Regions from separate parts of the Homo sapiens genome. Here region 1 is linked to region 2. Evidence: chromatin loops called from intact Hi-C (ENCODE). Cell type or tissue: prostate gland. All regions are shown on one strand. Each heading gives the region's core, and the rest is flanking DNA. Links, peaks and the distances in the headings are about the cores only.

The links. Peaks named below come from ENCODE experiments on the same cell type or tissue, not always from the same donor. Only the 100,000 strongest peaks of a DNase experiment are listed, where the experiment ranks them.
Region 1: a loop joins it to region 2, with 4 times the contacts of the local background. A loop is called at or near these places in 24 of 110 quality-filtered maps.

What each region holds. Positions count from the first base shown.
Region 1 is chr3:133,816,043-133,821,426 of GRCh38, forward strand. SRPRB (SRP receptor subunit beta) reads left to right here. Exons shown (of 7, transcript NM_001379313.1): 6 at 836-890; 7 at 3,511-5,384. The coding sequence ends at 3,724. Among named protein-coding and RNA genes, the nearest start is that of SRPRB, 13 kb to the left of the region's middle. In prostate gland, for the core only: a CTCF peak has its summit at 2,959 (motif pointing right); DNase peaks (open chromatin) are centred at 2,969 and 4,279.
Region 2 is chr3:134,477,026-134,482,409 of GRCh38, forward strand. It overlaps ANAPC13 (anaphase promoting complex subunit 13), which reads right to left. Exons shown (of 3, transcript NM_015391.4): 3 at 681-1,690. The coding sequence ends at 1,565. Among named protein-coding and RNA genes, the nearest start is that of ANAPC13, 6.3 kb to the right of the region's middle. In prostate gland, for the core only: a CTCF peak has its summit at 2,709 (motif pointing left); no DNase peak of the experiment used is centred there; H3K27ac peaks cover 736 bases.

The DNA.
Region 1 (5,384 bases), core at 47-5,046, 660 kb before region 2:
ACAGTTTTGCAGGGTGGAGTTTCTGCTTTCAAACAAGTTTACTGTACAGCACATTTTATCAAGGGAAGTTTGCTGAAGTTGTTTTCTTTTAACCTGATAACCATTGAAAACTTTTCTAGTAATCCCCAATAAAACTGGGCTTCAGTTCCGTTACCTGTACAATAAGACAGACTAGTGGATCTCTTCAGGTCTCTTCCAGATCTGAAATTCTGATTCTATGAAGAGTTCAAGGCATTTCTCAGAAGTGACCAGATAATATTGATAATGCCTTATTGGGAATGCAATTAGCGTCATTACCTGACCTCTTTATTTCCCTGATTGAATATAAGGAAGGGAGTTATTGTTTATTTGCCATGGGCTTTGTGCCAAACCAGAGCTTGTTTCTTACCTTTAGTACACTTAATGCTTTAAACATACCGTCTTAGGATCAATTGGAAACATGCTAAGTTTACTTTAAAATGACAGATAGGGCACTGTCTTTTGGCATGTGAAGGCACTTCTCATAATCACAGCACTGGTAGGTTTTCTTTCTGTTAAACTGAGTAAACTTATATGTTTTGAATTGAAAGGTCTATAAGGTGTGGAGAACTTTAGGGAAAGCTAAAGTCAGTTTTAGGGTCACCAGCATAATATGTTTATAAGCATTATCTTGGGAAAGCCCCTAGTGCAAGTATAAAGCTTACTTTGATAGAGAAGGAACTAGTGATAAAAGGTCTTTTTTTAAAAAAAGAGAAAAACTTACTGGTTTAAATAGGAATTTTCCTTCTGTGTAAGAAGTCTTGGGGAAAAAACTCATTCTCGTTTAAACTACAACAGTGTCTTTATTTCTTTACAGATATTGCAATGGCAAAATCAGCAAAGTTAATTCAACAGCAGCTGGAGAAAGAACTGTAAGTGTGAAAGAGGCCTGTTGGTTAATTATATATCTTAACACTTAGACTGTAAGCAGCATATTCATGTTTCTTTTGTTTGGTTTTATGTGATTATCACAATTATAGACTGAAGATTAGTGTGATAAATATTTGTTAAATAATTTACAAAATAATGGAATCACAAAAACTTACTAGGGTGCTTATAGATATTTTAAAATTTCATGGAAAGAAGATTTTTTTGAAACCATAAACTTAATTTATTTTACCATTGTTACTAAATCATTTATAGTTGAAAGGTTTTAGAAGCTAAAAAAGTTTACATGCCAACTTGAGAACGGTGTTATTTCAGTGAGTGGAAGTGTTTGTTCACCACTCAATAATGCCTGTGAAGTGGTATTTAAGGATGCATGTAAATAATAAAAAATAAAAACTGAGAATCAGGAAAAAAGAAATTAAAACATTTAAAAGCCACTTTGGAAATTATTGTTGACAGAATAAGAACAGAACACTGAGGAAGACTACAAGTCTTTGATACTACATTATAGCTTCTTAGATTGTTAAAATACTTGGCAATATTATATATCCTGCTTTGAGTGTTTCAAGGTTTGTAAATTGAGCTATAAGCTTTTGAATTTTAAGGCATCTAGCATGTCTTCTGCGTTATGCCAATTTGTAAGAGCTAGCCAAAAGCTGGTGTAGAAGAAATGATCAACATTTATAGTAAAGCAAGTTATGTTTTCTTATTGCTTTTGTGTAAGGCCTTGAAAAGGATCTGATGAGGAAAAACTGTATAAATTCAACTTTTAGAAACTTTTCTCCCCACTATGACTTACTGACTCCCTTATTCATTTAAGAAGCACCTGTAGTGCATCTAGTGGATGCCAAGACTGCAGTTGGGAGCAGCTGTAGGAGGAAATGTGTTCCTGTACTCAGGAGCTTAGAGTCTGGTAGAATCTAGTCAGCTTCGGGCATTGGCAAACTCCTGCCTGGGCCTGCAAGCCAAGAGTAAATCGACATTTTTAAAGGGCAGGTAAAAAACAGAAGAAAAATATGCGACAAAATATTTAATTTCTGGCTCTTTGCAGAACAATTTTGCCAGCCCTGCCTATGCCATTTTCAGTGGTTCCTTTCCCGTCTGGAGCTGCGAGTTTATCACCCTGTCCTCCTGTGCTCTTGATGCTCACTCTCTTGGATTGTATCTGTTGCTGCCATTAGGTTAATAAGGACATTGGAACAATTGGATGGTTGGGTTTTTCTAAAAATTCTCTTGAAATTGTTGGGAATTGTTTTGGGGAAGCCAAAACTGTCATAATGTTATTTGTGAATCAGTCTTGGGTTATTTTTAACAGTACAGTCCAAGTCTCCCGTGGTTAAAACACATGTTTTCCATAGGCTGTTTGCTTTTCACTCTATAGACTTAGAGAAAAACAATACAGAAGCCAATCCTTTTTTAAAAGCATTGAAAGGCAATGCTTTCTTAAAAGGCAGTGAAACAAAATGTTGACAAATTGTAAAGGTTAACATCAGTTAAAATTCGGAATCTGACTAATTTTAATCTCAGATTTATGAGAATTAGGCCCTGTTAGCTTAGAGGCATTTCATAGTCTCTCAATAACACGGTATATTATATTTACATGGCCTTGTGGCAAAAGCTGAATACATGTTTTACTTTTTTCCTTAAAAAATTTTTATTGTAAAATATCTTACTTATAATAGTATATATGTCACATGCATTAAGCTTAAAAAATATTAAAATGAATACCTATGTACTCACCACCATGCCTAGAAGGCCCCTGTTTCTCCCCAAAAGCTTTTCCCTCAAGAGGTCAGCAATATCCAGTTTTGTATTGTTTTTTAAAAATACTTTTACAGTGTGTGTGTGTGTGTGTGTGTGTGTGTGTGTGTGTGTTCCTTCCTAAACAAGGTATTGCTTAGTTTTGCCTGTGGATTCTTCACTAATTTTGAAGCAACTTTACAGAACAAGAAATGCTTTATTTTGTAAGAAAGAAGATTGGCAGCATGTATTCCTCTGCTTCTGGATAGCAGAAAGGGGAAGGGGAGGCCGACAAATGAGTGTTGCTTATGCACCCTTTATTAGGGCCAGCAGGTGGCAGTAAGGGGACTTACATTGGGAAGGTTTTGGTGGTTAAAGAGGTTGGATAATAGTAATTCTGCCCTAGTTAGATATGAGAATCTGGAGTTGGTGGATTTCTAAACTCCATATCCAAATAGACTCAAGATAAAAATACATACCCTATCTACCCACACTTAACTTTCAGAAACTTATGTTTTTATAACACTTAAAGCATGTATTTTAAAAATATATTTTTAGACGGCTTCATTCAGTAGATCCTCTTAGAAGGGGGCCTTGGGCTGAAAGAAAGTTGGTGTGACCTGGTCTACTGCTGACCTGCCTTCTAGCCCTGTGAGGTCTGACCCCCCCAGCCCGCCCCACCTACCTCACCTCTCTGTCCAAGAGAGGGACTTATAAATGCAAAGGATTATTCAACAATCTTAATAGCATAATTGGCAATTCTATAGTTAAGTTTTAAATGAGTGCTGAAATGTTTAGAAACTAATATGATTTAATTGCTGTATAAAAATTTTGCCTCCTGACTTCTTTCCTTTTGCCCCACAGCAACACCTTACGAGTTACCCGTTCTGCTGCCCCCAGCACACTGGACAGTTCCAGCACTGCCCCTGCTCAGCTGGGGAAGAAAGGCAAAGAGTTTGAATTCTCACAGTTGCCCCTCAAAGTGGAGTTCCTGGAGTGCAGTGCCAAGGGTGGAAGAGGGGACGTGGGCTCTGCTGACATCCAGGACTTGGAGAAATGGCTGGCTAAAATTGCCTGAGAGGCAGCTCTAAAGCACAAGACCTGGATGTGTGACACACAGTTTTGGAAAAAGGTCTGTGGTAGTCTGGAGTTGATGAGGAAGGGGTACAAGATGTGGTTAGAAACATTTCTTTGTTCTGGAAACAAAGTACTGTTGAAACCAGCTTGGAATTTTTTTTTTTTTTTTTTTTAAGTTCAGTTCTCCCTTATGGCTGCCTTTCAAACAAGTACCTTTTATCTGATGCCTGTATCTTCCCTTTGTTAAGGTGTAACTTGATGTAGGGTCAAGGTTTTTGTGACAACAGGCAGACTCCACACAGAGAGGATATGATGAGAATATGGCCATCACCTGAAAAGTTTTCTTATCTTCTGTGCTTTTGGTCCCTGGAAACAAATCCGCCTATGTATGAAGCTAGTTGATTTCCAGTTGCACTATTTCCAGTTGCCTCTGAAGTTCACAGGCAATACATTGTCTAGTCCTTTGCGAATTTCTCTGATTTGTGGGCACAGTTATGAAGTTTCCCCACATGTGAAGACAGGTACAAAATAGCAGAGCCAAGCAGACAGTGGGTCTATTCTTCATTAGCTCAGTGACTTGTCCACACTCGTCTTAGCACTTACGTTTCAAAAGCTTGTCACAAACCCTTGGAGTCATTCCCAGATAATAGAACTGGAAATGATAAATCCCCTAATGCCAAGGGTCTAGTGTGTTCTTAGTGGTTATACTGGGAAGTGTGTGGAGATTTAGGTGCTGCTCTGCTGCTCTGGATGGCTGAAGGCTCCTGGGCCATCTTCATGTGCTGCTTGAAGAGCTCCTATTTTGTACTCCTGGCTAGAATGCTGTGGAACAAATACAAAGTGAAAAAAGTTCTCTGTAGATTTCTGAAGTGCATATTCATTGATGCCAAGAAAAAAAAAAAGTTGCCTTTTTGAAGTGATGTTTTTTGCTGTCTTCTTAAACACAAGGCTTTTTTGAATGATTAGTATATTTCATGGTAAAGAAAACAGCCTGTCTGGCTCAAAGCAATTAAATAGAATGTAATGGTGAGTACAAATGAGTGCACATGTCAGGACTCAGGTCTAACTCCTTGTCTCCTGAGCCTAAAGATTGCAACATACACAAGAACACACTCCTATTCCTACCCCACACACTCAGGGACAAGCCCAACTAAAGCTTACAAGGAGACCAGGGTGGCTCTGTCCAGGGGAGAAGCCAGTTATGGAACAGTGCATTGAGAGCCATGGTAGGAGAGGCCCACAGTTCTCTGGAGCATGCAGCAGGGGCACCCCACCTGGCCTTGAGGATCAGGGGGAGTCAAAGGATAAAGCATGGGGCTGATGACGTCTGAGGGAGTGTGATCCTCCATGTATGGCCTCTGCCTGCTGTCTCACATGTCCCTTCTGGTGGTCACTTGGGCTCTAGGAGTATACGTCACCTCAGACCATCTGGCAGAAATACTCCAGGCTCCTACCCCAAAGCACATGTCAGCCTTGCTGCTGGAGCACGAAGACAATGTAAATGAAACATGAAATGGAGGAGTTGTGAGACCCTGACCCTGAGTCCTTACTTGAAAGCTGCTGCTGGTGTTCTGAGTGTCTTTTGGACTCTTATTTCTTGCCCTTTTCCTTATTAGGCAAGCAGTAACTTAGGAAGTAGGTAAGAGCAATAAATGTGACAT
Region 2 (5,384 bases), core at 288-5,287:
TTTCGAAGCCCTGGTTGACAAAATCTGACTAGCCCAAATTAGGTCACCTAATTCCTGATACAATGAGCTACAGTTCTGGCACCATAACACAAGTTACGAACTTGCCCAGAGGCTATTCCTGGGGGTGGCGGCAGTTCTCGGATGAGTGTCATAGACACAAACCAACAGCTGTCTTACAGATATCATATTCTGGTTCAGCAGAAATCAAGAATAGCTTTCATATTTTACTGGTCTACTAATATTCCAGGGAAAGGCTAGGCAGGATTCACATGAACATTTGTCAAGTTCTTAGATGTTAGTGTCTCAGAGATTACATACCACAAGTAAGCTGTAAAATCCTCATTTAACAAGAATGTGAAAGAACTGTGGCGTTCTAGGTATTTTAATTTTTTGAAAAGCTTTTTCTCTTGTATAAGTTTTTTTAATATTGTAAGTCTCTTTTCTATTAGGTTGTCTTTCTTTGCTTACTGAAGGGACTGGTGCCTTGGGGTCTTTATTCTGAAGATAAAAGATTTCTAGGCAGAACTACTGATGCAAAGAGAAGAAATCAGCCTGGATGTATCTGGATTATAGGATAGCTGCTAAAATCATGTTTGTGATTGAAAACCTAAAATAAGCTAATTTGTTTTTTCATGTACCTCTTCCTCCTAAAAGCTAAGTAAACAAAAAGACCCAGCATAAAAAGGATGAGAAGAGATTTTAGTTATTCAGTGTTTTCAGAGTTTCAACAAGGGATACAGATACAAGCAGCTTCTTACAGAGTTTACAATCTGGGGAGAGAACATGAAAGACACTGTTTAACAGGCAAATAATTCCAGGAATAAATATACATGAATGTGTTTTTCAAAATACAGGTTCTTATACAAATGTATAACTAAATACTGATTCCATAGTGGGGTGGTTGTAACTGAAAGGGCTTTGAGAAAAGGCTTTGAATAAAACTAGTCATCCACCTAGCCAAAGATCCTTTCCAGCAGCACAAAAGGAATTTGTAAGGAGAACAGAGATTAACTGTCAGATATCTTTCTAATCTGTAAATTTATCCAAAGTTTGAAAATACCATGAAGAATCTTAGGAATGCCAGTAACCAGGGAATGGGATATTTGCATATCACAACATCTACAGGCTAAATACACTCCGAATGCTTCTCAATGTGGGGAAGTATGAGAAGTTAATAATTCTCCTAGTGTCTGGCTTCCTTTTTCTTTGCCTTTCCCTCTCATACGTTCAATCACCTGTGTTACAGGACACACATAAGTAGTTGGAAGGTGTTAAACTTTGACAGCAAAGCAAAATCAGAGGTAGAGGCAAATGTTTAACCAATCATGTTCAAATATAAGCTACTCAATGAAGAGTTTTAGGTTTAAAGAGCGAAATATTCACCATTACTGAGAAATCTCAGTTTCTCATTCAATTTCGCATTGCACTTTGCTACCACAAACTAAATGGGTGTACATTTTTGAGTGCTGATTTATTACTCAAAGGTTTGAATTTGGAGACTGAAACAAACCATGCTTTATCTGTGTACTTTGAGAAAATCCATCCACAAGAAAGGAGCCAAGCGTCAGTTTCCAATGGGGGGAACATTCTCATGGAGGTACTGTAAGGCTAAGTCTGTCCACTTCATTTCTTGTTCTTTGACAGATTCTGTGGTGCCACCATTGTCTTGTTCAGGTTCAGGAAGCTCATTCTGAAAAGGTACAATAGAAATTCAGAACAGTAATATATTCTGCATCTTCTTGGAACTCAAGAACACTTAGAATTAAAGCTTGTGAGTTCCTAGGAACAGGCAACATAATTGATATGTGTATTCTAAAAAAGCTAAAATCATACACGTGAGGAAACTATCAGAAGTATCATTCAAACATGGCCCGGGCCTTCTTCAGTAGGGAATGATGGGCATTTTGACTCTGACATTTGTGAAGGAGGCACTGTGGCAGAAAGGTTAAGGGCAGAGGCTTTTGGAAGCCAACTAGGATCCAAGACCACAACTCTCCCATTTGCTGGGTTACTTGGGCAAGGTATGCAAACCCTTGGGGCCTTTGTTTCTTCCTTGGCAAATGGGAGAACAAAAGAGCCATCACCTCACAGGACTACTGTAAGGATTAGGTGAGGTAATTCAGATCAAGTGCTGAGCACTCTGTGGGGTATCCAGTGCTCAAGGAATATTTGCTATTATTATTAGCGGCTAGGAACACTGAGATGAGTGAATCCTAAATCTTCTTTAGCGGGAGCGTGCTTTAAAAGAATACTAGTTTGCTGGCATATTCCTTAGACACAAGAAATGTATCCAAAAAATTATCTTGGACCCAACATGTCTTTTTTTTTTGAGATGGAGTTTTGCTTTTGTTGCCCAGGTTAGAGAGCAATGGCGTGATCTCGGCTCACCACAACCTCTGCCTCCCGGGTTCAAGCGATTCTCCCGCCTCAGCCTCCCGAGTAGCTGGGATTACAGGCATGCACCACCATGCCCGGCTAATTTTGTATTTTTTTATTTTTTTTTAGTAGAGATGGGGTTTCTCTATGTTGGTCAGGCTGGTCTCGAACTCCCAACCTCAGGTGATCCACCCGCCTCAGCCTCCCAAAGTGCTGGGATTACAGGCGCGAGCCACCGCGCCTGGCCCAACATGTCTATATTATAATAAAAATGGAGGTAGGGCAGGAAACACTGAAAATGTAATTAATAGATAAGACCTCCCTCTAGTGGTGGAGCAGAGCAACAAAAAACACAACAAATGACCAATTCACACCCTACCAGCAATTTTCTTAAAATGGTAAGTCATGGGCCACACTTACTGTAGGATCTGGGATCATTTACTTGTATTTTAAGTTTAAATGTATTACTACTGAAACTCTGCTTTGTACCAGAGTTCACAGATACCAATATATTTCTTTTCAATTATCTGTGTTTTGTTTTATGGTTAGCAAACTGTTATGCGATATCCAGACTTAAAATTTTCCACTGGATTCTAATTTGTAGTATGTGAATATGTTTTCCCCTCTAAAATTATGCTCAATATATATTAAATGATATTTACTTATCTATATTTGAATCACATACATCTTGTTCTACAAGACAGATTCAAACATACTTGAACAGATTGAGAAGAGCTATCATTTATTGTAACGCAATAATATATTATCTTAAACTTAAAAAGAAAGTTCAGTCCTAATAATTACTTATAGATGACAAAGAATAAATAGGTCCTTGGTTAATGAATTCTTTAATTCAGAAGCAGACAACGTTGCTTAATTTCATCCTATCTGTGGTATGCTTTCTAAAATAATGTGTCTTTCATTTGGTATCTACTGTCCCTTGCAATACATGCCAACACATAAAATGGCATATATGCCTGGAAAACAAAAACAAAAGTATCATAAACCCAGCCACCCATTATGGTGTACTGTAAAATGCCCTTAGTTCTTTGCAGCTACTCTTATCAAAAGGTGAAACTGATTTCCCCAATCTTGGATTTGGACTGGCCCTGTGAGTTGTTTTGGCCAACAGAATGAAGCTGTCATGCCAGTGGGCCAGTTCTTGGCCTAAGCTCCAAGAAGCTCTGCCGTTTCCTCTCAGGTTGCTCTTGGAACCCTGAGATTGAGAAGTCTGGGCTAGCCTGCTGGATACCAGAGACCATGGCATAGTCACCCCATCACCCAGCAGACAGCTTGTTAACTGCCAGACATGTGAGACAGTCCTAGATTACCCAGCCTCCAGAGTCTGTTGGCTGACTGCACAACACAGGCAAGCCTGGCAGGGATCAGCTGAGCTGGTGCAGACTAGAAGTCCCTCCCAGCTGAGCTACAAAATCATGAAATAAACAGTTGCTCTTTTAAGTCACTAAGCTTTGGGGTGACTTGTTATGCAGCAAAACCTAACTGGCATACACATTGCCTTAGAATCGCAAGACAAGCGAAAGGTGTGGATTAGCAGCAGGGCCAAGCCAACTTCGCCTGGAAGTCAGCAGGGAAACCTCCTTCCACCCCTGCCACCCAAATGTTCTCCAATCTGAGCCATAAACTTCTCCAGAAATGGACGTCTCCTTTATTTTCTTGACTTTGTTTAGGCCCTCCTCCCTTGCCTAGACCACAACAGCTTGCCAATTGGTCTCACTTGCCCCTATCTCCATGTCACACCATCTCTAACAATGCTGGCTAAACTGATTTTCCAAAAGCCAAATCTGAGCATAGCAGTCTTGCTTTTAAGACCATTCATTCCTGGATCTCCTGAGGATGAGGTCTAAGTGTGATATCAAATACCACTCTCAATCTGATCCAAGCCCAACTTTTCAGCCTACTTATGTGACAAATGTATTCTTCATCCACAGTGAATGACTCACCATGTCCCAAAGCCTTTCAAAACTCTGGGCCTTTACACATCTGTCCCCTCTGCTGCAATACCCTTGTCTACCTCCACTAAACTTCTGGTCCTTCCTTATGACCCAGCTTAAACATGACATTCTCTCAGAAGCCTTTCTGATGCCCACCAGGCAATCAGCCACTTCGTATATGATGTGGCTGTTTATGCCCCCACCTAGAATATTTATTATCACAATTACTTATCTATAAGTGTTGCCTTTCTAGACCCCTCAGGAGGAGGAACTGTATCTTATGTTCACATAGTCTTATGGCACACAGTAGGCTTCAAAAAATGCTTGTCAAATGAATGAATGAACAGAAGTTCACAAGACAGGATTTGGAACTTCACAGACCTAGGTATATGTTATATGAAGCCCTACTTACCTGCTACCAGACTTTGGGCAAGTTGCCCTTTCTGATCCTATTCTTTTCCTATAAAATGGGAATAACAGCACCTCCCTCACAGGGTTGTTTAAGAATTAGAGATAATGTATATTTCCAACCTCAGTCCATGGCATAAAACTGGTATTCAATAAATGACATCTATAATTCTTATTATGCTCTCTCTTTTGACTATTTTCCTAAGCTTGAACTAAGCTATGACTTATTTGATATGTATATTATTCATTGAACATATTACTATCTCTTATTCGTAAATGAAAATACAGATGAACTATTTTATTTCTTTGCAAACAGCAACAGCAGATATTCTAACTATAAATTATATTTTATTCAATACTAACTACTCTTCTCAGGGCAGCTGGCATGCTTTAAAGAAAAACAGTCCTGTTTTCCCTTTTTTAGGCCTCTATGACATAAATAGGATTTTAAACAAACATTTATATAAGCAAAACTTTTGGATCACTTATTACATGAGGTTTAACAAACTCCCTGCAGCAGAGTTTTCCAAAGATGGGGAAGAAAAGAGTATTCCAGAAGGCCACTGGCCTAAACGCAAAAGAATACCCAGGTATCTTCTGAATATTTTCCAGGGAACCTAAGATAGGTGTATGCTCCAAGAATGT